Linked DNA regions of Homo sapiens: region 2 is linked to region 1. A link is an interaction called in ENCODE POLR2A ChIA-PET data of the cell type or tissue named here. Cell type or tissue: PC-9. All regions are shown on one strand. Links, peaks and the distances in the headings refer to the core of each region. The heading gives the core; the rest is flanking DNA.

Region 1 (16,749 bases), core at 8,025-10,524:
CTGCCTGTAGCTCCTATTTTAGAATGTTTTTCATGAACCATCAGCATAGTACTGCACAACTGAATCTCAGCAACATGAAAATTAGTGCAGAATGTTTTGATCTCATTTTGCAGTTTATGTATTTAGGAAAAATTATGACAGCTCCCTCCAGTTTTGAGCAGTTTAAAGTGGCAATGAACTACCTACAGCTATACAATGTTCCTGACTGTTTAGAAGACATCCAGGATGCAGATTGTTCTAGTTCAAAATGTTCCTCTTCTGCTTCCAGCAAACAGAACAGCAAAATGATATTTGGGGTAAGAATGTATGAAGATACTGTGGCTCGAAATGGCAATGAAGCCAACAGGTGGTGTGCAGAGCCAAGTTCAACGGTAAATACACCACATAATAGAGAGGCTGATGAAGAGTCTTTACAATTAGGTAATTTTCCTGAGCCACTATTTGATGTATGTAAAAAAAGTTCCGTGTCCAAATTATCTACTCCAAAAGAACGTGTGTCAAGACGCTTTGGGCGGAGTTTTACCTGTGATAGCTGTGGATTTGGCTTTAGCTGTGAAAAATTATTAGATGAGCATGTGCTAACCTGTACTAACAGACATTTATACCAAAACACAAGATCTTACCATAGAATAGTAGATATTAGAGATGGAAAAGACAGTAACATCAAAGCTGAATTTGGTGAAAAAGATTCTTCCAAAACATTTTCTGCACAGACGGACAAATACAGAGGAGACACAAGCCAGGCTGCTGATGATTCAGCTTCAACCACTGGAAGCAGAAAAAGTAGCACAGTGGAGTCTGAAATAGCAAGCGAAGAGAAAAGCAGAGCTGCTGAGAGGAAAAGGATTATTATTAAGATGGAGCCAGAAGATATTCCTACAGATGAACTGAAAGACTTTAACATTATTAAAGTTACTGATAAAGACTGTAATGAATCCACTGACAATGATGAATTAGAAGATGAACCTGAAGAGCCATTTTATAGATACTATGTTGAAGAAGATGTCAGCATAAAAAAAAGTGGTAGGAAAACTCTAAAACCTCGAATGTCAGTAAGTGCTGATGAAAGAGGTGGTTTAGAGAATATGAGGCCCCCTAACAACAGCAGTCCAGTACAAGAGGATGCTGAAAATGCATCTTGTGAGCTGTGTGGACTTACAATAACCGAGGAGGACCTGTCATCTCATTACTTAGCCAAACACATTGAAAATATCTGTGCATGTGGTAAATGTGGACAAATACTTGTAAAGGGTAGGCAGCTTCAGGAACATGCTCAACGATGTGGCGAGCCCCAAGATCTGACCATGAATGGGTTAGGAAATACTGAGGAGAAAATGGACTTGGAAGAGAATCCTGATGAGCAGTCCGAAATAAGAGATATGTTTGTTGAAATGCTGGATGATTTTAGGGACAATCATTACCAGATAAACAGTATCCAAAAAAAGCAGTTATTTAAACATTCTGCCTGCCCTTTTCGATGTCCTAATTGTGGCCAGCGTTTTGAAACTGAAAATCTAGTGGTTGAACATATGTCTAGCTGCTTAGATCAAGATATGTTTAAGAGTGCCATCATGGAAGAAAATGAAAGAGATCACAGACGAAAGCATTTTTGTAATCTGTGTGGAAAAGGATTTTATCAGCGGTGTCACTTAAGAGAACACTATACTGTTCATACTAAGGAAAAACAGTTTGTTTGTCAAACATGTGGAAAGCAGTTTTTAAGAGAGCGTCAGTTGCGACTGCACAATGATATGCACAAAGGCATGGCCAGGTATGTCTGTTCCATTTGTGATCAAGGAAACTTCAGAAAACATGACCATGTACGGCATATGATTTCTCATTTATCTGCTGGTGAGACTATATGCCAGGTCTGCTTTCAGATATTCCCAAATAATGAACAGTTGGAGCAGCACATGGATGTTCATCTGTATACATGTGGAATATGTGGAGCAAAATTTAATTTGAGGAAAGATATGAGATCACATTATAATGCCAAGCATTTGAAAAGAACCTGAGTGATTTTCTACTGTACTAATGTTTAGATGATAGCAGATAAAACACCAAAGCAAAGGATATGAGCTATTTAGGAATTGATTATATAAGATGATTTGTTAGAAACAAATTTCAAGGCCCTTTTAACTTTAATATTTTTGTTTAGGATTTTAAGTATCTACATTTAGGTATTAAATGTTTATCATTTTTGTTGTTTCTTAATAGAATTATTTGTTTTTAGTTTTTCTTAGCTATGATTAAAATTTTTAAATGTAGACTACAAGTGGTTGTTACCCATTCAATGACTATTAAACTTTAGTTTTTCATCAATAAGGTGATGACTTCACTATTTCTATGTGTTTTTTTTTTTTTAAGGTTATCCTGTGAAATTTTAAACCCAGAATCATTGGCCATTTCTGTTTAAATTTTAAAAATTCCTTAAGTAATTATTTGAAACTATCCCGTTTGCTTTTAGTGAGTTAACTACTCTTTATTCCCCCTTATTAATGAAATTCATATTCTTAAATTGACAAGCTTATTAGGCAAGTTAGGTGCACTGAATCTAACCTTTAAGGTTGACATGGGCTCAAACTTGGCCTAAAAAGATTGATGAACCTGAGGAAATTTTTATAAATGAATATTTCCTATAATTGATAAAATATTATCATTTAATTATCACATTTAAAACTTATATTAAGTGTAAATTCCAGTGGCTTTACCTCACTTGAAAAATTAGTGGGGATAAGCCATTTTGTTTTGTGATATTAAATTTAACTATGATAGTTAATTAAAAAGACATATCTTGTATTCATTAAAAATATTTTAATTTAAAATATTCTGATTTCTAAAGTGTGTTAGCTTATCAATTATTTTTGTTTATAAATAGACTTTAATAGCTCTCTAAGAATATGACCTCTAAAGGAAAAGATGATTTTTTACAATACATACTTCTGGAACTTTGAGATTTGAGAAAGCTTCCATGTATATTGATAAATCTAATAAAATAAAGAGATCAATTATAAACCTGGTTGTTCTATAAAAGTAGAGTGCACAAAAAAATGTCTTGTGTTTTATACTGTCTAAGATTTGGAGGAAATGTGGCAAATTGCAGTTTATCGCCATATTTTATTATCATTTTTTTCTGTAAAAGACTATAAAACTTGAGGATTATAAAATAATCACAGAGTATATCAATGGAAACAGTTTATCATTTTTTCAGTTAAAGTAGTAGTATTGTTAGTTGTTGCTGACACAGGGTCTACATAATTACATGTGAATTAAAACATTGGCAAAACTGACCCACCAATAAACACATCTATTGAATAGAATGCCTTTTAATGTGAATTACTTGCAATGTAGTACCCTTTTCATAATGAAAGGGATTTTAATTAACTCCTAATTTTAAAAATATAAATTTGTGATTCTGAACACTAATAGCATTGCTCTTTTTGTTCACATCATATTTAAAATATGCAAATCATATTTTGTATACAATTTACATAAAAGAACAAGTTGCCAAAAGAACTGAGAGACATACTGGTGAGTACAGATTTAGTTGAAAGCATTAGAGCACCATGTGAGCTCAGATTTGTGGGGATATGTTGAAGTGTTAAGTAAGGATAGGAACAGCACAGGAACCAAGTGCAGAATTCAAATAACGGGAAGTAGGCAGGGGACGGGTAGAATACACACAAAAATTAAAAATTTAACAGCAAAAGCAGGAAAAGTGATTCATCTTACCCTTACTTAGATACAATAGTTTATCAAGTAATTAAATTTGAAATCCAACTTAAAATGAAATGTGGTATGTATATTACTGATAGGAACCAGATAAAAGTTCTCTAACCCAGAGACCATCAGAGAGTGGTATAAAGAGATCAGATAAACCAAGTTTCCAAACTACAGTATATAGTATCATAATGGACATAATTTATTTGAGATCACTTTTTTCGTGACTCATCAAAATTTTTCTTGCAGTGGCTTTCCCCATTGTTAAAGAATAGGGCTTTTTCTAAATACTACCACTTTTTGAAGAAACGATTATCTATTCCATTAGGAAGGGGGCTTAATTTAGTCTTTTGATATGTACTAACAGCTAACAATTAGCAAGCAAATATATAAACTTTACTCTCTAATTTTACATGACTGAGATGTTTATAGTTTTAGAAAGCCATACCTCAACTTATTTTTTATTTTATTTATTTATTTTTCTTTTTTGAGACGGAGTCTTACTCTTGCCCAGGCTGGAGTGCAGTGGTACAATCTTGGCTCACTGCAACCTCCACCTCCCAGAATCAAGCAGTTGTCTGCCTCAGCCTCCTCAGTAGCTGGGATTACAGGCGCATGCCACCACGCCCGGCTAATTTTTGTATTTTTAGTGGAGACAGGGTTTCACCGTCTTGGCCAGGCTGGTGTTGAACTCCTGACCTCGTGATCCACCGGCTTCAGCCTCCCAAAGTGCTGGGATTACAGGCATGAGCCACCGTGCCCGGCCACCTCAATTTTTTTTTCTGAGTTTCATGTTACACAGAACATACCTTTTTGTTTTGGAGCTAGCTACAGGGAAGCACAGGCTTCTCTAGAGTGGAATGTACAATTCTTATCAAGGCAAAAAGTTAAAGACTACTTGCTTTTTAAAATTAGGGAGAATGAAAAATATCCAGCACTTTTCCCCAGCCCAGTTCCCTAATATCTCCTTCCTCTCCTGGGGCAGAGCTGCAGAGCTGTCATTCCTTGCTGTTGCTTCTTGCCCTCCCTGGGTGTGAAGGTAATGAAACAAGTGTGTTGAAGCTGCCAGATCTTCTGCCTTTGTAACTTAGGTGTTCAGGTTCCAAATCTAAAAATGAAAGGAGAATCTACACAGATATATAGTGGAATCAAATTCTCTTTCTGTCTCATGAACACCATGAGACTCTTTTGCTTTGGCCCTTTTATTCTACACAGCAAGAAAACCCAGAGGAATGGTTAGCAAGCTTGCCATCAACTATAGTACAATACAACTTGCATGTTCTACGATTCCTTAGTAAACAGGACTAAGAATCTCAGAAATTAATAGAGCACAACCAAGGCAGCAGTAGATTAGGACTCAGAAATGCGTCTTCATCTCCCCCATGTTTTTAAGGTAAAAATATTCAGAGGCCAGGTGTGGTGGTTTGCATCTGTAGTTCCGGCTACTCGGGAGGCTGAGGCAAGAGGATTGCTTGAGTCCAGGAGTTCCAGACCAGCCTGGGCAACATAACAAGACCCTATCTCTAAAAAAAAAATTTGTTTAATTAGCAGGGCATGGTGGCATGCAGCTGTAGTCCCCAGCTACTCAGGAGGCTGAGGTGGGAGGATCAATAGAGCCTAGGAGTTCAAGGGAGCAGTGAGCTATGATCATGCCATTACACTCCAGCCTGGGTGACAGAGTGAGACTCCATCTCTGAAAAAAATTAGAAATGACGCACATGGGTTAAATGGTATATGGCAAACTAACAGTTTGAGTATGGACAAAAATTCAATTAGAAGAAAGGATCCCAGAGGGGCTAATAATTTAAAAAAAAAAAAAGTTTGCTAGAGCAGTCAGGACACTAATTAAAAGGAAAAGTAGAGGCTGGGCACCAGCACCTTGGGAGGCCAAGGTGGGTGGATCACCTGAGGTCAAGAGTTCGAGACCAGCCTGGCCAACATGGCAAAACCCCACCTCTACTAAAAATACAAAAGTTAGGCCAGGCGCAGTGGCTCAAGCCTGTAATCCCAGCACTTTGGGAGGCTGAGGTGGGTGGATTGCGAGGTCAGGAGTTCAAGACCAGCCTGGCCAACATGGTGAAACCCCATCTCTACTAAAAATACAAAAAAATTAGCCAGGCATGTTGGCACAAGCCTGTAATCCCAGCTACTTAGGAGGCTGAGGCAGGAGAATTGCTTGAACCCAGGAGATGGAGGTTGCAGTGAGCCAAGATCACACCACTGCGCTCCAGCCTGAGTGACAGAGCGAGACTCCATCTCAAAAAAAAAAAATTAGCCAGGCGTGGTGGCGCGCACCTGTAATCCCAGCTACTTGGGAGGCCAAGGCAGGAGAATCTCTTGAACTTGGAAGGTGGAGGTTGCAGTGAACTGAGATCATGCCACAGCACTCCAGCCTGGGCAACAGAGCAAGACTCCATCTCAAAAAAAGATAATAATACACACGAAAAATCATGTTTTACTGTAGCTGAAAAATATATGAACAGGATATAAAAATTGAATAAAAAACATTTGAAAATTATAGGTGAGATGAGTAGGGATTAAAAATAATATGACTATAATTATAGAATGCCTATGGAACAATTTTATGAACATGCCAAGGATATGCCTAAATAATTGAGATTTTTGTAAGTAATGATGAGAGAGGAAAAAGTAATTGAGATATTATCTTTTATATTCTAAAAAAAAGTAGGAAGAGAAGCTGGTGGTGGTTGACAACTTTTTCCCTGGTTAAACAATACTCATTTCTCTAAGTCAGTAGTTAAGGAACTTTGTATTTAATAAATTTCTGGAAAATCTTCCCCAAAACCAGTTTAGCCATTGTAATATTTAAATTAAACATAAAACTTGTGTCGTTGTTAACAAAAAGCCAAATCACTACCAAAAGAAAAAAATCTGAGTGTATGTGCACACATGGTTAAGAATAAAGAAATCTGGTATACCTAATTTTAACTGGGTTTTTATCATGAATTAAAAGTTAAAACATTTTTCTTTTCTTTTTTTTTTTTTTTTTTTTGCCATTCATCTATTTTGATCAGTTAGTTCCTCAACTTTCCTTACTACTCCCATCTCCTTTGTAACATATACTTCTCAGTAATAAATGGCCAGTGCTCTCCAGACATCCTAGCATCAACAACTTCTGGGATTGCAGGGTACCAAAAAGCTCTGGGGGAACATACCCTTGTAGAATCCCTCCCACATCCTTGATAACCTGAGGTGCAGTAAACTGGGGATGATAGGATGAATGCCAGGAAACTAAAACAAGTAGGGTTATATTTGGTGTTAAGAACTTGAAATTGCATCCCATATTTGGAAACCCATGATCCATCCATCCTAGGGCTCTCACTTAATAACCCCAGCATCCATTTATTTAGCACTCTCTATACTCTGCAAAGTGCTCTACATACATAATTTTAATTAATCCCCACAGCCTTATGAGGTAAGTATCATACTAATTTTCCAGATGGGGGACTGAGGTTCAGAGAGATTATTTTTCCTAAATCACACAGAAACTATGTATCTTAGAACTGGAGTTTGAACCTAGGTTTCTGACTTCTACATTCCTGTACTCCACCTATCAAGAAGTACAAAGAAGGGCCTTTTCAGCCTAGAAACACATGTGATAAAGCTCCTATGAGATTGTGCTCCTTGTTCATCTGTCATCTGCTGTGCTGGTAAGGTGGCTAGTAATAGTGGGTACCCAATTAACATGCTGAATAATGTGAAAACGTGAGTGGAAAACAAAACTTTATTTAAATGGTTGATTCAGAATGATGTTTTAGAAATAAATATTAAATGCTGTTATGTTTTGATTTTCCTTCATTTAAACTTAAAACAGTTAGTGGTACTGTCAGCCTTTTTGAGGGGCCCATAGTAGGTGGGCTCAATTAAAAATTAATTTGAATTCAACTTCCACATTTCTATGTCTGTGACCTTTTCTTCCTTTATTTCCCCTATTCCTGTCCTTTATGTTTTAATCTCTCCCGCCAATCTCCATTTCCTTTTATTGGTTATAAGACTGTTGAGTTGAAGGACTCAAATCATTTGAAAATAAATATTCCCAAGAAAAAGCAGGATAACAGAATAACCAGTTTCCTCTTTTTGCCTTAACAGATTATGTGGATAAGAAATTCATCATCTTAGCCAGGCACAGTAGCTCATACCCATAATCCCAGCACTTTGAGAGACTGAGTTGGGAGGATTGCTTGAGCCCAGGAGTTTGAGACTAGCCCTGGCAACACAGCGAAACCCCATCTCTACAAAAATTTAAAAATTAGCCGGGCATGGTGGTGCATGCCTGTAGTCCCAGTTACTTGGGAGGCTGTGGTCAGAGAATTGCTTGAGCCTGAGAGGTCAAGGCTGCAGTGAGCCGTGGTTGTGTCACTGCACTCCAGCCTGGGCAACAGAGCGAGACCCTGTCGCAAAAAATAAAAACAAATAAATTCATCATATCTTTGACTAATAAACAGAAGAACCCCCTTCCCCAGTTACCATAGGTGATTGATTTGATTAAGATTTATAGAGCAATCTAAGTTTGCCTAAAAACAAATGTTGGTTAGTCTAGCCACTTATAATTCAATTTCCCAAAATACCTATGGATTTTTAGGGTAAACTTATAGAGACAGTTTTACTCATAAAACAAATGAAAGATAATTTCAGGAAATGACACATAGCTGCATAACCACCCTAACCTAGCAGCAAACTTTAAAAAAGGTTATTTAATGGTTTAAGTGAAACAATCTCCCTCAATCTAATATTATTTTAACTTTATGCGTCTATTACCTTATTTCTATACTACTATGTTAAACCTACTACTTTAATGATCTGGCTACCGTCTGCCAAATGTCACTTTTCAAGTGAGAACAGAAGAATGAGATTGTGAAGATTCTGTGGACAATGTCTATATAATCATTTAAGTGTTAAATATAAACTAAATGACAATAGCAGCTTGTAAATTAATGCTAATTCTGGCTGGGAGCAGTGGCTCAGGTGGCTCATGCCTGTAATCCCAGCACTTTGAGAGGCCGAGGCAGGTGAATCAGCTGAGGTCAGGAGTTCGAGACCAGCCTGGCTAACATGATGAAACCTCTCTACTAAAAATACAAAAAATTAGCCGGGAGTGGTGGCACATGCCTGTAGTCTCAGCTACTCTGGAGGCTGAGGCGGGAGAACCGCTTGAACCTGGGAGATGGAGGTTGCACTGAGCTGATATCGTGCCACTGTACTCCAGCCTGGGAGACAGACTCCGTCTCAAAAAAAAAAAAAATTAATGTTAATTTTGAACAAACTTAATATCACTTACATTTATATGCACACAATTGGTTGAATTTAGCATTAAGAAGTTTAAATCTTACTTAAGTTGTTCTCTTATTCAGGAGAACCAAATCACTGAAGTCAATTAGTAGTGTCAAAATTGCTCATTCTTTCCATCAAAATCTACCACAGATCACTAAGGGACAGAAAGCCATTATAATTTCTCATTATCCATCTCAATTGCTGACCAAAAAAGATAGTATGAAGATTACAATTAAATACTTGGCTCTGAACTGAACATATCAATGTACTAATCATTATTGTATTAAGTGAAAACACAGGAATGTCTAGGGCCAAGGGATGACCAAAATTTAAAAGATTATTTCATATCAGAGTCAGGGATATTAATAATTTTATGTGAGAAAATTTGCAGTTTGTTTTCTCCTATTTGAGGAAGGAACAGTTAATTATACAGCTTAAAAAGCCCCTACTTACTTAAAAAGTTAACATGTTTTTATTCTCCTTAAACTAACTGCTCATATCAAACACAATCAGGAGAGCTCATTTTTAGATGATAGAAACATTAATTCTAAGCATCCAGATTATGAACCATCTTTTTTTTCAAATGCTTATGTTTAAAAAATTTTAAAAAAATTAAGGATCTTATTATGAGGGAAAAGCACTGTTGCCAAAAATATAATTTTACTCAGAATCACTAGGGCAGATTAGGAGGCTTATAAGCCTAGGAATTTGCAGGAAAACCCCTCCTCTTCTTTTGTGCGTGTATGTGTGTGTGCGTGTATGCTTCATTTTCATTTGCAGAGTGGCTGAAGACAGTAAAAAGAATATGAACTTTAAAAAAATTGTTAGATTTATGTTTCAATCAGAGATTTGTCATTAACAAGTTAAAGTACATTGTAAAATCATTTTATTTGAAGGAAAACACTTCTTAACTGCTTCCTTCCTCCCTACTTTCCTCTATTTGTCTGACCCCTATCTTTTTTTATGTTATATATTTATATGTCCTGCTGATAGATTAATAAGAACATCTTATATTTGAATGGTACGAGTTACATTCGGGAAATAATTAAATTTAAATTCTAGGGGCTATGCTTGTGTTTCTATTCTCTGTTCTGTTAACAGTGTGTTGGCCTAGTGCCAAAGCCAAGAAATTCTGATCTAAGAATTATGTTGTATCTTGTAGAGCAGTCAACTTGTAATATTATTTTTCTTGAGTTTTGTCTTTTTCTGTGTGGCAGTGGTGAAATAGGGCCTTCTAAACCTGTGGAGAAGTGAGAGATCTGAATTTGGAGAGGACATGGGGAAGAATCAATCTTCAACAGATAATCTTTAAGTACAGACCCAGGAATATCAGATCTGAAGTGGCACCATCTTTTCTGTCTTCCTGACAAACTTCCATCAACCCAAAAAGTTCCAGTTGCAAAGATCCAAGAAAACTCAGTAAAGATCACTTTGGAATCACTTTGTTGTAACAAAATTGATTCATGGTGACTCTAATATTTGTGTAAATCTGCTGAAGAAAAGTAACTAGAAAATTCATACAACATCAGTGGTTACAGCTATACTAAAATAAAACTTTATATGCTAATTATCTTCAAGGGTCTTTCTAAAATAAAAGGGGTTGTTAGGCTACTGCAAATATAAAGAGACATAATCACAAATCTATTTATATAGATATAAATAATTCTAAACTTAAAATCACTAGAATTATAGCTTAAATATTATGAAATGTACTTAGTCAACTTAAAAACTTACACCAAAAATCTGTAGTTTAGAGTGTAAGAAGTAATGGGTACAGAGAAAAAAAATTTAAGACCAATATTTTAACAGGATAATTTGGTTATTACTCACTATAGTAAAACACTTGCCCTTCTTCCTTTTCCACTGTATATGCCAGTCACAATCTTGATCATTTATATGAATGAAACTCCCTTTTAAACCTGTTAACTTGAAGGAGAACAGAAATGGTATTACTTCAATAGTGGTAGATTTCCACAAATCAGACACATTATTTTCTTCTGAACTTGGCAATATAACCTAATAAGGCAGAATAAGTTTCTGTTAAAATACTTATTCTCAATATTTATGTATAAACCATGCTTCTCAGCTTTCAAATTTCAAGATAAAATTTAAGTATTCAGTAAAATGATGGTTAACATGTTTTAAAAAATCTTTAATGGAGAAGTTAAATATTTGGTGAGATTTTAGTCTGGCTATAAATGCTTTGTTTGATATATATATGTGCACATATATATATTACTTAACCATATGAATTTTATTTCCTTATTCTGAATATACTTGTAGTTTTACTTCTTTCTGTTTATGTACCCAATTCCTTATGATTATTTTGTTTCTTCTGCAATATCAAGATGTTATTTATTTTGAGAAATGCTTATTTTTATGACTATTTATTCCAATGTTTTAACAAGAAGCACAGAGATTTATAGTATTCTTAATAGTATGTGCAGAAGTTACATCATTTAAAAAACCCTTGCTGTAAAGTAGGATAACTTGAATATTCATTCTAATAATTAGACTAAGTGAAAATCTGAGAAAGAGTTAATTGCAATGTGATAGTGGGTAGAAAGGAGAGAAAAACCCACTGAAGGGTTCAAATACATGTGAATTCTACTGCTTTAAGAGAAATAAAACAAATAAGCCTAGGGAAATATTAGAGTCTAAAAAACCCTAGAGTTAATCTCTTTTGGGAACATAAGGAGGTATACAGAACTGCAGACCTCTAAACATAAGTAGGAAAAAGAAAAATAAAAGAATATTACCAATAATTAAAGGTGCCAGATCAAAATAGTAATAAATCAACAAATAATTTTTGATTGACTGGTGGAATTAGATTTACTAAATAAAAATGGCTTAAATTTTGACTGTACTAACTATAAATGTAATGAATTATAATAATTATAAATGGTATAAATGCATTCTACAATGTGATTATTTTCTGTATTTTAGTATATAGTATAAAATGGAATTATTGGGTTAAAGTACTTTTATTACATTTCTTAATCCATTGTTTTTACCTAATAAAATTTCCTCCTCTATATTCCAAAGTTAAATTGTCTGTATATTACTTTTATTTATACTGTATTTTTTCCAATCTGGCCATTTAAAAAAATTATTAGTTTGAAAATTATTAACTCCTTCCATCCTCTAATACCACAATAATAAAGTATCTGATATAGCTAATTATGATGTTCTCAGGTAGCTTAAGATGTGCACAAAGAGAATTAGCTAAAATTCTTATTGCCAGATCCTGATTTCTTTCAATATAGAAGAATGATCTGTTACTCAGCCTGGAAAGTAGTGCCAAGATTATAGCTCACTGTAACCTCAGACTTCTGGGCTCAAGGGATCCTCCCACCTTAGCCACCCTAGTAGCTAGGACTATAGATTCCCACCACGATGCCTGCTAATTTTTAAAATTTTTTGTAGAGATGGGGTCTCCCTGTGTTGCCCAGGTTAGTCTTGAACTCCTGGGCTCGAGTGATCCTCCTGCCTTTGTCTCCCAAGTGCTGGGATTACAGGTATGAGCCACTGCATCTGGCCTGGATTTCCTTCTTAATACACAAAGAAATAATTATTTATAAATATCCATTGATAAAGTGTTTAGCTCTTTCAGAGGCTTAATTCATTTTTCAAGTAAACACAATTTACTGTCAGAGAAATAACTACTTTGCCAGTATAATTCATTTTTTTTTCAGTTTAAGAATTAAATAAGTATTAACAATAATTGCATATTGAATCTGATTCTCCAAGTATAGGACAGCCTCACTTCTTCCAGATTATTTCAATCTATTCCACAAGGGTCTATAAGGTTAGCACTAAAAGTTGAAGTAGGTATAATTTGTCTGCTGTTGTCATAGATTAACTTCTCTTTTGGAAAAAGCCTTCCAGGTTCAGGTCTCTTACCCTTCCATACCAGGCATGGAAATGTCTTACCCCAGCCTACTGTGTATCTACAGCTTAAGTGTAACTTCAAGACTGAATTTTTTAAGACTCAAAGAAACAAATGGCAAGTTTTTTCCTGTAGTGATAGGTGAAGAAATATTTTAGGACACAGCACTTTGTAAGAATTATAAAATGGCAGTATTTATAGAGATCTTAAAGATAATCATTAGTTGAATTTCAGTTTGCTCAAGGGCCCTCAAATTAGAGGCTGTTATTCCATCTTTTCTTCAGGCCAACATTATCTCCTTAAGATAATCTACAACCCTTGTGAAGGTTGTTCCTGGGTAGAGACTGAGAGGATTTTAGGAAAATTCACGAGTTGGGGTTTTTTTCCCTAGTAATTCTGCAAAAATGTATTATTGCTCAGTCTCCTTAGGGCAGGTCTAACACCCAGGCACATAGTTTTAGGCCGTATCTTATTCACCTTTGTATCTCTAGTACAAATATTTTCAGATATGAATTTGTTTCAACTTTTGGTCTCTGCAGTGTCATTTAGTACAGAAATATAAGAGGTAGGCAGTGTATCTTCCTACTATAAAGAAAAAAACTAAATTTTTTTTTTGTTAAATAATGTGTCTCAGGTCACTTTTAATAAATACTAAGCTAGTGATTTACTACTGCTTTCCAGGCACTCTTCTGGGTGCTAGGAATTAATTACAGAGGATTTGACATATGTTAAAGCTCTTGTTTTTTCCACCATTTAATCTGTGGAGCCTTAGTCTTTGGATTTTAAAAATACTTTGAAACACCCTAGTATTTATAATCTGCCAAAGAGAGAGTTCACTTGTTGAAAATCAGCAATAATTTCTATGTAAGACTAATAGACTTTGTTTCAACTGTTGATATGGTTTGGCTGTGTCCCCACCCAAATCTCACCTTGAATTGTAGCTCCCATAATTCCCATGTGTTGTGGTGAAAGATAATTGAATCATGGGGGCGGTTTCTCCCATACTATTCTCGTGGTAGTAAGAGCTGATGGTTTTATAAGGGGAAACCCCTTTTGCTTGGTTCTCATTCTCTCTTGCCTGCTGCCATGTAACTGGTGGTAGTGAGTAAGATCTGATTTTTTTTTCAGCATCCAAAATCTTTTTATTAAGAGGGTAGGATCCAAGGTTAGTTTTTGTAGCCTCGGCTGGCCTGTCGGCCTCTGATGCACTCGAACTTCCAGCCCTTGGAGCAGACATAGGGTTTGGTGTGGCTGTGCGGGGTTCCCGGGCCTTGCTGAAATGCTGGTACACCTTTCGGCCCTTGCAAATACTGGAGAGCAGGACAGTACCGCAGCCCTCGGGGGAGTCCACCCCTTTTGCTTGGTTCTCATTCTCTCTTGCCTGCCGCCATGTGCCTTTCGCCTTCTGCCGTGATTGTGAGGCCTCCCCAGCCATATGGAAGTGTGAGTCCACTAAACCTTTTTTTCCCTTATAGATTACCCAGTCTCGGGTGTCTTTATCAGCGGCGTGAAAATGGACTAATGTAGCTGTTAATAGTCAAGTTCTCAAAATCAATTGTAAAAGCACAGTAAGGAAACTTAGAAAAATTACTGATAATTCTACCTTCTAGATAACCAATTTTGATGCATTTTAAATCTATATTAGATTATCCTACATATAAGAAGATACAAGTTTCATATATTTTATTCACTTAATTATACCAAGAACATTTTTCCGTGTCATTAAAAATCTTGTAAACCATTTTTACGGCTGCGTAAGAATTCATCATATGCATGTACTATAATTTAGGTAATCTCTTATTTTTGGATATTTAAACCATTTCCTTTCTATTATCATTAACATAAATAATACTACCTGCATTTTCTATTATTTCCTTAGAATAAATCCCACAATGAGTAATGCTAAATAAAAGGCATGATCATATTTAATGTAAAGAAAAAATATTGGCCAGGTGTGGTGGCTCACTACTGTAATCCCAGCACTTTGGGAGGCTGAGACTGGTGGAGAGCTTGAGCTAAGGAGTTCGAGACCAGACTGACCAACATGGCAAAACTCCATCTCTACAAAAATACAAAAATTAGCCGGGCTTGGTGGTGCATGCCTGTAGTCCTAACTACTCCGGAGGCTGAAGTGGGAGGATCGCTTGTGCAAGCTGTGAGCCTGCCACTGCATTCCAGCCTGGGTGACACAGCAAGTCCCTGTCTCTTAAAACAAACAAACAAATTTTTAAAAACCCAAAATACAAATACAGTGTCTTTTTTGGGAAAAGCTTAGGATGCCTCTTAAACTATGGAACATACAAAACACAAGTTAGGGCAGAAAAAAATATACATGGCTAATGAAAATGTGGGTATAATTGCTACTGTGGTTTCAGAAACCTGTGTTAAAGATGAATGTGGTGGTCAGATTGCAAGATGTGTTTGTAATATCTGGGCACAGAGGTAGCACAGTTATTGTGCAAAAGAAACTATTCCTCTGAAGCTCTAATTTTAGTGATTCTATGTGAGAACTCTGGCCTGCTTGCTCTTTTGCAATCTTGGTTTGCTTGAGGTGTGTTGAGGGCTGACTGAATGCAAGAGATTTAAAGAATTTGTGTTTCTCACATTCTTTGTTTCAGTTGTAGCTGAGACTGTATCTCTAAGTCATATATCATCAGTTCTACAAAGAATATGCATTGCTTCCAGCCCACTAATTCCCTTTTCTAAAAAAACAAAGAAAAGAAAAGAAAGAAAGAAAGAAAAAGAAGGAAAGAAAGAAAGAAAGAGAAAGAAAAGAAAAGAGAGAAGAAAAACTCAGGCCTGTAATCCCAGCACGTTGGGAGGCCAAGATGGGCAGACAATTTGAAGTCAGGGGTTCGAGAACAGCCTGGCAAACATGGTGAAACCCTGTCTCTACCAAAAATATAAAAATTAGATGGACGTGCTGGTGCACATAAGTAACCCAGCTATCTGGAAGGCTGAGGCACGACAATCTCTTGGACCAAGGAGGCAGAGGTTGCAGTGAGCCACTGCACTCCAGCCTGGCGACAGAACAAGACTCTGTCTCAAAAAAAACCAAACAAATACCCCCCACCCCCAAACTACACAAAAGACAAGAATTTCCAAGAATAAAATCAAGAGATCTGTACTCACAATTTATGACAGTTTCAATTAGAAAAGTCTGGGTTTTATCCTTGTTTTCCTAATATTTTCTTTTCTTTTTCTTTTTTTTTTTAGACAGAGTCTTGCTCTGTCGCCCAGGCTGGAGTGCAGTGGCGTGATCTCAGCTCACTGCAACCTCTGCCTCCCGGATTCAAGCAATCCTCTGCCTCAGCCTCCCAAGTAGCTGGGATTACAGGCGCCCACCACCAGGCCCGGCTAATTTTTGTATTTTTAGTAGAGACAGGGTTTCACCATCTTGGCCAGGCTGGTCTTGAACTTCTGACCTCGTGATCCACGCGCCTCGGCCTCCCAAAGTGCTGGGATTACAGGCATGAGCCACCGCGTCCAGCCTTTCTAATATTTTCTTTAAAACGTCCCCTTTTTCAAAATTTTTTCAAATTCATGGAAAAGAGGATAGGAATTATGGTTAAAATTAGTACTAACTGATGACATTAACCGATTAATAACCAATTATGTTCTTAAAAACTGGAAATGATATACACCACTAGATAAAATAATCTTAAATGTTCATTGACTTTATAGAATTCTCTCAACATTACTTTTTGGTCACAGATAACTTCTGGGTTGACAAAAGCTTTTCTCCAGCGCCATTTCATACAGCTTTTACATGGCTGCACATCACTAGCCTGCTTTAAAGGACGGTGCTCCCAGCCCAAAGCCTCAGGAAAAAGACCATGGCTCAAAAA
Region 2 (10,301 bases), core at 347-2,846, 110 kb before region 1:
CATTTTCGGGCTCCACTTTGTGGCCACAAACACCTACAGCCTGGTTCCATCCTCATGCCTAACAGTCATGGGATTGGATCTTATCAGCTGAGGGAAGAAATATGGTCCCCTGTCCACTACTGGGTACTCACTCAGGCTGTCTTTAGTAGAGTATGAGTCAGCCCTGAAAAGGACATTGGTATATTGCCAGAAAAATGGATGCTGTGATAGCAAAAAGAAAGCTTTGCTGCCACAGTTCAATTTCCCCTTTATCACTTCCCTGCAAGTAACCCTATGGCTCAGGCCCTAAGCCAAAAGAGAAATTTGGGTGAGGAACTGTATAAACAAACTTACCAAAGTTAGAAGGAATTACCGATACTAATCTAATTTCTTACACATCTCTCCAGCCTGTTACATACACCCTATTTGTTTTAACTTTTTTTCCCCATGTAATTTAATCTGATGTCTTCTTCCGTATGGCTGATTAGCTGTATGTCAGGGTTTCTTTTTTCTTTGAGTGTAGGTTTTCTTCCCACTCCCCTATGACTCAATGAATGATCTTGGCTTAAGCTGCTCCCAAAAACCCACGGCCAGAAGGACACAAGTACAAGTCCCAATTTATAGCTGAAACCCTAGAGTTGAGAATATTATTGCCAAAGAAGGAATGCTTTTAGGAAGGTTTCTGTTTGATGTTAAGAACCTGTTTTTGTGCACTTATTCTAATTTCTCCACGTGGCATGCGAAGGAGGGCAGCTTCTATCCTCCAACTCTGATGCAGGCTGGCTTTTCTTTCAGGGGTGCCGATTGCCGGAAGGCATGCTGTGGTGGTTGGGCGCAGTAAAATAGTTGGGGCCCCGATGCATGACTTGCTTCTGTGGAACAATGCCACAGTGACCACCTGCCACTCCAAGACTGCCCATCTGGATGAGGAGGTAGGGTGTCCAGAGGAGAGGTAAAGGTGTTACGGTGGGGAGGGTGGGTGTGCCAGAGGCTGCCATGTCCTTTACACTCATGACCTCATTTAACCCCATCATCTCATTTTTACAAGATGAAAAAACAAATTCAAATTAAAGGCTGAGTGGGGTGGCTGACACCTGTAGTCCCAACACTTTGGGAGTCTGAGGCAGGAGGATTGTTTGAGCCCAAGAGTTTTTGAGACCAGCCTGGGCAACATAGTGAGACGCTTTCTCTGCAAAAAAAATTAAAAATTAGCCAGATGGGGTGGGCACATGCCTGTAGTCCCAGCTACTCGGGAGGTTGAGGCAAGAGGATTGCTTGAGCCCAGGAGGTCGAGGCTGCAGTAAGCTACGATCACACCACTGCACTCCAGCCTGGGCTACAGAGCAAGACCCTGTCTCAAAAAAAAAAAAAAATTAATTAATTAAAAAAAACATAAAATTAAAAGCATGCTGAAGTTTATACAGAGTTTGTTCTGTGTACTTTCTCTCTTCCTTTTTCTTTTTTCTTTATTTATTTTTTTTGAGATGGAGTTTCACTCTTGTTGCCCAGGCTGGAGTGCAATGGCGCAATCTCAGCTCACCACAACCTCTGCCTCCTGGGTTCAAGTGATTCTCCTGCCTCAGCCTCCTGAGTAGCTGGGATTACAGGCATGTGCCACCACGCCTGGCTAATTTTGTATTTTTAGTAGAGACAAGGTTTCTCCATGTTGGTCAGGCCGGTCTTGAACTCCTGACCTCAGGTGATCCACCTGCCTTGGCCTCCCAAAGTACTGGGATTACAGGCATGAGCCACCATGCCCGACCTTTGTCTTTTTTCTTTTGAGACAGGGTCTTGCTCTGTTATTTAGGCTAGAGTGCAGTGGCAGTCCATGAGAGCCCACTGCAGCTTTGAACTCCTGGGCTCGAGTGATCCTCCTGCATCAACCTTCTGAGTAGCTGGGACTACAGGCATGTGCCACCATGCCTGGCTAATTTTTAAGCTTTTTGTAGCGACAGGGGTCTCACTGTGTTGCCCAGGCTGGACTCAAACTCCTGGACTCAAGCGATCCTCCTGGTTCACCTTCCTAAAGTGCTGAGATTACAGGCGTGACCCAACATGCCTGGCCTCTCACCAAGTACTTTCTACCCTAATCTGCCTCGTGGTGGACAGGGATTAGCAGTACAGGCACTCAGATTGACCTCTGGCAGCCAGATCCCATGTGTGTAAAAGTGGTGGCCTCAGAGTGAAGGTGCTCCAGAGGCAGTCGTGGGCAGTAGTCTGCTAATAGCTATGGCAGCTTGTTCTAGATCCCTGCATCAGATTCCTGAGCCCAAGAATGCGCACACACACACACGTGCCTGTTGACAGTGCAGTCTCTTAAATGTGGGGAGAGAGCAGGAGAGAGGCCTAGTACTTTCTCTTTTAATCCTCCCAAAGTAGTGCTCTACATTCTGTAGGAGAAGGAGCAGTGTCTGGACATAACACGCAGGGCCCCAAGCCTGTTTGCCCCTCTGCCTTGCAGGTTGACACTGATTTCCCTATTGGGTAAAATGGCTGGTGAAAGGGAGCTCTTTGGCATGTGTAGAAATGAGCACGGCATGTGAAGGGCTGTCAGAAACAGTGTGTGGCTTACATTTGAGGCCTTAACCCAATATCTTATGAAATAGCTTATGACACTTAAGAATTTAATACAAAGCTCAGGGATATCCTTTTCATTTCTGGGTTTTTTTTTGGTGTGTATTTCATTATTTCATTTCTGATGTCCAAATCCCCTACCCCTAGGTAAATAAAGGTGACATCCTGGTGGTTGCAACTGGTCAGCCTGAAATGGTTAAAGGGGAGTGGATCAAACCTGGGGCAATAGTCATCGACTGTGGAATCAATTATGTCCCAGGTGAGTGTTGTTGGAGGAGTAAGGTGGCTGCTGGTATTGAGGATGGTATCTAGGTCATCAAAAGAAGCCTGAGAGAGAAGCTTGTCTCATTTTATGCTTGTAGTACTAAGGTTTAGGAGACTGACTAGCCCAAGGGTGCACAGAGTTAGTAGATAGAAGAGTTGCCACTTGCAGGCAGGTCTGCCTGGTGCCAGAGCCTTTGATTTTCATCATGTGCTGTACAGCTTCCAAGATGACTTTGTCCAGGGAGAAAGTGAGAGGGAGGGCAGGAGGGATATATCACTTTATCTTCATGTAGAGATCACCCTTTATTTTAGCAAAGTTGATGGATGGATTTAAAATACAGTATAATTATTGCAAAGTGCTATGAGAGTCCAGAAGAGGGACTCATTCTGCCAAGAGGAGGGCTTTACAAAGAAGATATTTGACCTGGGTTTTTTTCTAGGCTGAGAGGATAAATCTAGCCTTTTAATCATGTCCAAAACTGTACTCGGCATCCTCATCCCCAAGTTACCCCTTACTCCCGTCTTTTGGTTAGTATCACCATTCTTCCTTCCCGCAAGTCTGAAGCCTTTTAGTTTCCCTCCCAAGCATTCCCTATATTGGACCAGTCTCTAAATATTAGGAATTGTTTTCTCTCTCCTCTGTTCTGAGTGTCACCACTGAGTGTTACCTTCTCAGCTGATGGGCTGTGATAACTTCCTTGCAGGTGTCCCTCCCTCCAGCTGCTTCCCACTCAGATCTATCCCCGTGCTCTCGCCTTGCCACGTTCACCTTCTGGCATGGAACTCTGAGCCTCTTCCTTCTTACTTGCCAGACTCCTTAGCCTCACACTAATTTCAGTGACCTCTGCAGCCTGTGATCTCACTTGCGCATGGTGAATACCTGTCTTCAACTTGTAAAGTGGACCACTTTCCCTTCCCTGCGCATGCCTCGTTTGCCCTTTGTAGTTCCCTCACCTGCATTCTTAGTGGAGTGGGCTACTCTTTCAAACAGAAAACTTCACAGAACAATAGGGCAAAACTTGCGTACGTCCTCATAGATCCAAGAAAGGAACAATCTTTAACGGAGCAACTACTGTGTATCCAGCACAATGCCAGGCCTTGGGCTACACAACTGAATAAGGTTCAACTTCACCTTCACCTTCAGCTGCTTCCTCCCCATCTCCTCTCTGTCATGTCTGTTATTCCTTCCAAACCTTGTTTGATTTCCCCTTATCAAGGGATGATCTTTCCTTCTCTCCCTCCCTCCTCTCCCATAGAACATGTGTATTGTATCTTTTGTTGCATGTGTCTCATGTACGGCGTCCTGTGCTCTCCTGCCTAGATAGCTCCTCAAGGGCAGTGGTCACTGTGGCGCCACATCCAGCTTCCTGCCATCTGACCACTGGCACTCATATCTATTGAATTGTCGAAGGGAGTTATAGCTGGAAGTCTTTTTTCTCCCTTCCCATCTCAAGTTTCAGATGTAGACGCTGAGCTGCCAGGAACATTAGTCACTGTCAAGCCTTCACCGTTTTTAACCTCCCTCCCACTCTCCCTACCGTGCTTTTAAGACAGTAGCTCATAATTGATCACTCATTTTCTTGTAGTGTAATTATCTAACAGGCGATAAAGAAATTGCTCTCCTACAACTCCTCACTTTGAATACTTGCGATATGACATTCAAGCTCAGTCTTTTTATTTATTTATTTTTTTAATTTTTTTTTTTTTTCTTGAGACGGAGTCTCGCTCTGTTGCCCAGGCTGGAGTGCTGTGGCGCGATCTCGGCTCACTGCAAGCTCCGCCTTGCGGGTTCATGCCATTCTCCCGCCTCCGCCTCCCGAGTAGCTGGGACTACAGGCGCCCGCCACCACGCCCGGCTAATTTTTTTTGTATTTTTAGTAGAGACGGGGTTTCACCATGTTAGCCAGGATGGTCTCGATCTCCTGACCTCGTGATCCGCCCACCTTTGCCTCCCAAAGTGCTGGGATTACAGGCGTGAGCCACCGCACCCAGCAAGCTCAGTCTTTTTAAAACCTCGCATCTTCTGTATCATATTTCTGCTTTTGGCATTTTTTTTTTGGATTACATGTGAGAAATGGAGAAGAAAAACCTGAGTGGGGATCTTGAGTGTTGCAGATAGGTAGGAAATGTTGACTTAAACATGAAACTTGCCATCCTTTTCACATTGATTCCTTATGTAGACAATAAAATATGAATAAAATCAAAGCAGTATCTTCCCTTCTGGTCAACAGTGTTTTTACTGATCTTGGGCATATAGGCAAATTAATGCTGATACAGCTGGATGTTATTGTGTTCCCCAAAGGATGGCAGAATCACTCAGTTACAGACCAGCAAATGGGCTGCAGGACCTAAAGACTGATATTTGCAAATGTTCACTTTAGAAGCAAACTTTTCTACCACCGAGCTACTTCTTGGTTCATATTTTGATTATTTAAATAGTTTGCATGGTCCACTCAGGGATAACATTGTAAGTCACTTGCCAAATTAAGAATGAATCAAGGTGTGTATACCTTTTACAAAGAAGTAATATTTTTAAAGATTCAAGTGCAGGGCAGAAAGTATTGGCCAGAGAAACACATAAAAGTGCTCTTCCTGCTTGGCTTACTAAAGATAAATTGAGAAGGGCCAGATCAATAGTGTTTTATTTGGAAGGGTTAAAAAGTGGGAACAGATTCCCCACCCTAATGCAATCCAGTCTCAACCTATCCAGTGTAGCTGCTTCTGGACTGGCCTCTATTATTAGGGTCCCCAAATTAAATGTAGAAGAGTCAGGGCTCAGCTGGATCTTTAGTTGATTTTTGTACATGTGATTTCCCAAAGAAAGAGAAATTCTAGGGCTGGGGGTAGATAACCAAAAGGTTTGCTCATTACTGAGGTCATATGCTTAGGCTGAGTAGTGGTCACTTTTTCCACTGACCACATCATCCTATCCACGAAGCACTGCATGTTTAGCAGTGTCTCGTCAACCCTGACAGTATTTGGTTTAGGAGCAAAACTGAACTCACCAGTGCTGCGTTTAGTCATGTAGTCAAAGATATGTGTCTCTTACCTGTGGGAAAACGAAAATGACTAACATTAACACGTAGAAATAGATGCAGCGGGTATTTCAAGCTAACTACAGTGTGAAGACGATTGAAACTTGTACAGAGGGCAAACCTCTATCTATATTTCCTTGGCATTTTGAAATGACTCTAGGGGCTGTAAGAGGAAATGTTCTGCCAGTTTGCTGCTTTATAATCTTCTAGAAACTTGAAACCATCCCAATGAGTTGTGTTGACCAGCTCCTTTTACTCCATATAAAAAATATCTTACGTATCTGTGGTGGAAAGAGAAACTCTTGCGTTTGGAGGCTGCTTTTTCAATTTCAGTAATGTACACATTTTCTCATTTTGCCCTCAGCAAATTTGTGATAGGTAGTGTTAAGCCTTCTTTGCATTTTGGACTTCAGATTAATATGGAGCCCACAGGAGCTGCAGAACTAACTTTTTTTTTTGAGACGGAGTTTCGCTCTTGTTGCCCAGGCTGGAGTGGAATGCTCACTGCAGCCTCCGCCTCCCGGGTTCAAGTGAGTCTCCTGCCTCAGCCTCTGAGCAGCTGGGATTACAGGTGCCCGCTACCAAGCCCAGCTGATTTTTTAATATTTTTAGTAGAGACGGGGTTTCACCATGCTGGCCAGGCTGGTCTCGGACTCCTGACCTCAGGTGATCCACCCGCCTTGGCCTCCCAAAGTGCTGGCATTACAGGTGTGAGCCACCACACCTGGCCCTAATTTTTAATAAAAGAGCTGATGCTACAGCTAATCTCTTTTTTTTCTGAGACAGAGTCTCGCTCTGTTGCCCAGGCTGGAGTGCAGTGACGCAATCTCCGCTCACTGCAAGCTCCGCCCCCCGGGTTCATGCCATTCTCCTGCCTCAGCCTCCCAAGTAGCTGGGACTACAGGTGCCCGCCACCATGCCCAGCTAATTTTTTTGTATTTTTAGCAGAGACGGGGTTTCACTGTGTTAGCCAGGATGGTCTTGATCTCCTGATCTGGTGATCCGCCCGCCTCGGCCTCCCAAAGTGCCTGCTAATCTCTTAATTCTGGCTTCTTGCCTCCACCTTGGAGCTTCTTCTCAGTTGTGGCGATCTGATCAGAGAGAAGTGGTGATGTCGCTAAAACTACCAGATGCAGCGCGGGAGCCTTATTGCTTCGAGGTCTAGGCCCGCCCCCAGCCCCTCCTGGAAGTGCACTGAAGCCAAGTGTAGGATGTTCTTTGTGTGAGTGAGCAATGATGCATCATTGGGTTTTGTTCTCTTGAATAGCTATTCTTTGCTGGTAAGATTTGTAGTTGTTCTTGTGTCCTTTTAAGGGAAGTGTAATTATATTCTTTGCCTTTAGCATACATTTAAGTAGCTGTGTCTTTGGAATTGGATGTTGAATTGTTCCTCCAGCTCACACATGGAGCTCACAAAATGCTGACAGTTGCTGTAGAAACGATATCTGGCAGCTGTGACAGAGTTGGATCTTTGTGCACCCAAAAAATTTCCTTTGTAGGCTTTAGCAAATTAACATTTTAAAATGGGTGCTCATTATATACTGGGTAGTTGGTTTTAAGAATAAAAAACAGTTGGTATTTTATTTGCCACCTGAGAGACTACAAAAGGATTCTCCAGGTTCTGTAAAACCACTTATGCATCTTGTGAATTTTTGCAGGTAAAATAATTTTCTCCCTAAGAAATAGCAAACATCTGTCATTCCATAGCTTTTAAGTTAAGTAGGCACTGGAGCCTGATGGGACTAACACACCCTACAATTCTGCTGAGTTTTTGTCGTAACTGATCACCAGGACTGTGATTCTGAGACTTAGTTTTGATTTCTCCCCCACTTGACCAGATGATAAAAAACCAAATGGGAGAAAAGTTGTGGGTGATGTGGCATACGACGAGGCCAAAGAGAGGGCGAGCTTCATCACTCCTGTTCCTGGCGGCGTAGGGCCCATGACAGTTGCAATGCTCATGCAGGTAATTGTGAATAAAAGTTTCTATAAGAGTTCTGAAAAGCTGATCGAGTTTTGGCTGCTTTTCTCCCCAAGTAGAAATGTCAAAAACCTACTCAGAAGTAAAGATGTGAATTTATTGAGAAAAAGGGAAGGGAAGAATAGAGAAATAAGATCAGGCACATTAATAGAGGAAAGTAGGGATGGCATAATTCCAGTCTGTTTTGGAATATAATAACTTTGAAAGAAGAAAAGTGCGATCACACTGGCTTGGCCAGGTCTGTTTTGGTTTGCCTTCCCTTTCTTTTTTTTTTTTTTTTTTTGAGACGGAGTTTTGCTCTTGCTGCCCAGGCTGGAGTGCAATGGTGTGATCTTGGCTTACCGCAACCTCCATCTCCCTGATTCAAGTGATTCTCCTGCCTCAGCCTCCTGAGTAGCTGGGATTACAGGTGTGCACCACCACGCCCGGCGAATTTTGTATTTTTAGTAGAGACAGGTTTCTCCACGTTGGTTAGGCTGGTCTGGAACTCCCGACCTCAGGTGATCCGCCCACCTTGGCCTTCCAAAGTGCTGGGATTAGAGGTGTGAGCCACCGTGCCCGGCCTGTTTTCCCTTTCTAACATGCACCAGCTGACAGGGGCCAGGCGAGCAGCCCCAAAGCATGTTAGGTGCCTCTTGACTCTTAGCTAGGATTGAAGCATGGTAATAAGTGGGTCTGAAGCAGTTCATTTTGTGATTGAACTGGAGTGACCTGGAGCTTGAAACTGAGGTGAGGATTAAAATAACCACCTCTTCTAAGTTTCATTTATTTCATTTTGCTTAGAGCACAGTAGAGAGTGCCAAGCGTTTCCTGGAGAAATTTAAGCCAGGAAAGTGGATGATTCAGTATAACAACCTTAACCTCAAGACACCTGTTCCAAGGTAAAAATAAAGTTTTACTGATTTAAAACTTTGTGAATTGTTGGTTTTTAGTTGACAGATACTGTGGGTTCACATATGCTCCCTCTGAAGGTGCCTTCAGTGGTTGGGGTTGGGTTGGGGGCTTGTTACTACTGTGGGATTAATTAAACTCAGTGGATAAACATTAATACCTATTTTCTATGTTTCCAAAGTGACATTGATATATCACGATCTTGTAAACCGAAGCCCATTGGTAAGCTGGCTCGAGAAATTGGTCTGCTGTCTGAAGAGGTAGAATTATATGGTGAAACAAAGGCCAAAGTTCTGCTGTCAGCACTAGAACGCCTGAAGCACCGGCCTGATGGGAAATACGTGGTGGTGACTGGGTATGCTTTTTATTCATGTTGCCATCCAAATCTTAGTATCAGTCCTGATACTAAGGCGTTGCATTTGCACTTGGCACATGTATGTAGAGGTGCCTTTAATTTGATTTTAGCATTTTCACCCGTATTTGATCTCATTTGATCCTTACAGCAATCCTGAGAGGTAGGTAAGAATAGATTATAATCATAGATGAGAAAATTGGTCAAGGTTATCCATCTAGTAAGTGGAAGAGTTTGGTCTTAAAACCCGGTCTTAAGATAGAATCACCTTTTGCTGTTGTTGTTGTTGTTGTTGTTTTGAGACAGAGTCTCGCTCTGTTGCCCAGGCTGGAGTGCAGTGGCACGATCTCGGCTCACCACAACCTCTGTCTCCCAAGTTCAAGCGGTTCTCCTGCCTCAGCCTCCCGAGTAGCTGGGACTACAGGTGCAAGGCACCACACCCAGCTAATTTTTGTATTTTTAGTAGAGAGTGTGTTTCACTATGTTGGCCAGGCTGGTCTCGAACTCCTGACCTTGTGATCCACCCACCTCAGCCTCCCAAAGTGCTGGGATTACAGGCGTGAGCCACCACACCCGGCCAGAATCACCTTTTTGAACCCAAAATTCATTAATTCGATGGATTTACTAAGCATTCATTTTTATTGCTGGGCTGAGGTTATATTAAAAAGCTAGTTTTTGAGAATATAAAATGAGAAATTAAAATTATAGCCGTGTCTCTACAAGATAAAGTATATTTGCTTCTTACAGCAAGAAGAGCTAAAATACAGGAATCATTTTTTTTCTTAAAGTTTTTTGGAAATTACAACTAAGACTTTTGAAAAAGATATCTTTCAGGGCTTTTGTCTTTCTTTTTCTTTGTCTTTTCTTTCTTTTTTTTTCTTTAAGAGATGGGGGTTTGCTCTGTTGCCCAGGCTGGAGTACAGTGGTGCAGTCATAGCTTACTGTAGCCTGGAACTCCTGGGCTCAAGTGATCCTCTTGCCTCAGCCTCCTATATAGCTGGGACTACAGGCATACACTGCTATGCCTGACTTTGTCTTTCTTAATCTTTAGATTACGAGTCATTCTCTAGGATCTGCTAGGTATGACTTAGTGATTCAGATACACTTAATTCTTTAAACCTTTTTCTCTTTTGCTTTCGTCTTGAAGAATAACTCCAACACCCCTGGGAGAAGGGAAAAGCACAACTACAATCGGGCTAGTGCAAGCCCTTGGTGCCCATCTCTA

What was found. Peaks named below come from ENCODE experiments on the same cell type or tissue, not always from the same donor. Only the 100,000 strongest peaks of a DNase experiment are listed, where the experiment ranks them.
Region 2: POLR2A ChIA-PET joins it to region 1 with 6 read pairs; 4 of 35 experiments call an interaction of 5 or more read pairs at or near these places.

The regions. Positions count from the first base shown.
Region 1 is chr14:64,521,632-64,538,380 of GRCh38, forward strand. HSPA2-AS1 (HSPA2 and ZBTB1 antisense RNA 1) reads right to left here. Exons shown (of 4, transcript NR_110550.1): 2 at 10,843-10,938. It overlaps ZBTB1 (zinc finger and BTB domain containing 1), which reads left to right. Exons shown (of 2, transcript NM_001123329.2): 2 at 1-3,320. The coding sequence ends at 2,015. It also overlaps a transcript of HSPA2 not described here. Among named protein-coding and RNA genes, the nearest start is that of HSPA2-AS1, 10 kb to the right of the region's middle. In PC-9, for the core only: no CTCF peak of the experiment used is centred there; no DNase peak of the experiment used is centred there.
Region 2 is chr14:64,417,114-64,427,414 of GRCh38, forward strand. It overlaps MTHFD1 (methylenetetrahydrofolate dehydrogenase, cyclohydrolase and formyltetrahydrofolate synthetase 1), which reads left to right. Exons shown (of 28, transcript NM_005956.4): 7 at 775-911; 8 at 2,701-2,812; 9 at 7,691-7,818; 10 at 8,617-8,714; 11 at 8,906-9,079; 12 at 10,224-10,301. Among named protein-coding and RNA genes, the nearest start is that of MTHFD1, 34 kb to the left of the region's middle. In PC-9, for the core only: no CTCF peak of the experiment used is centred there; no DNase peak of the experiment used is centred there; H3K27ac peaks cover 111 bases.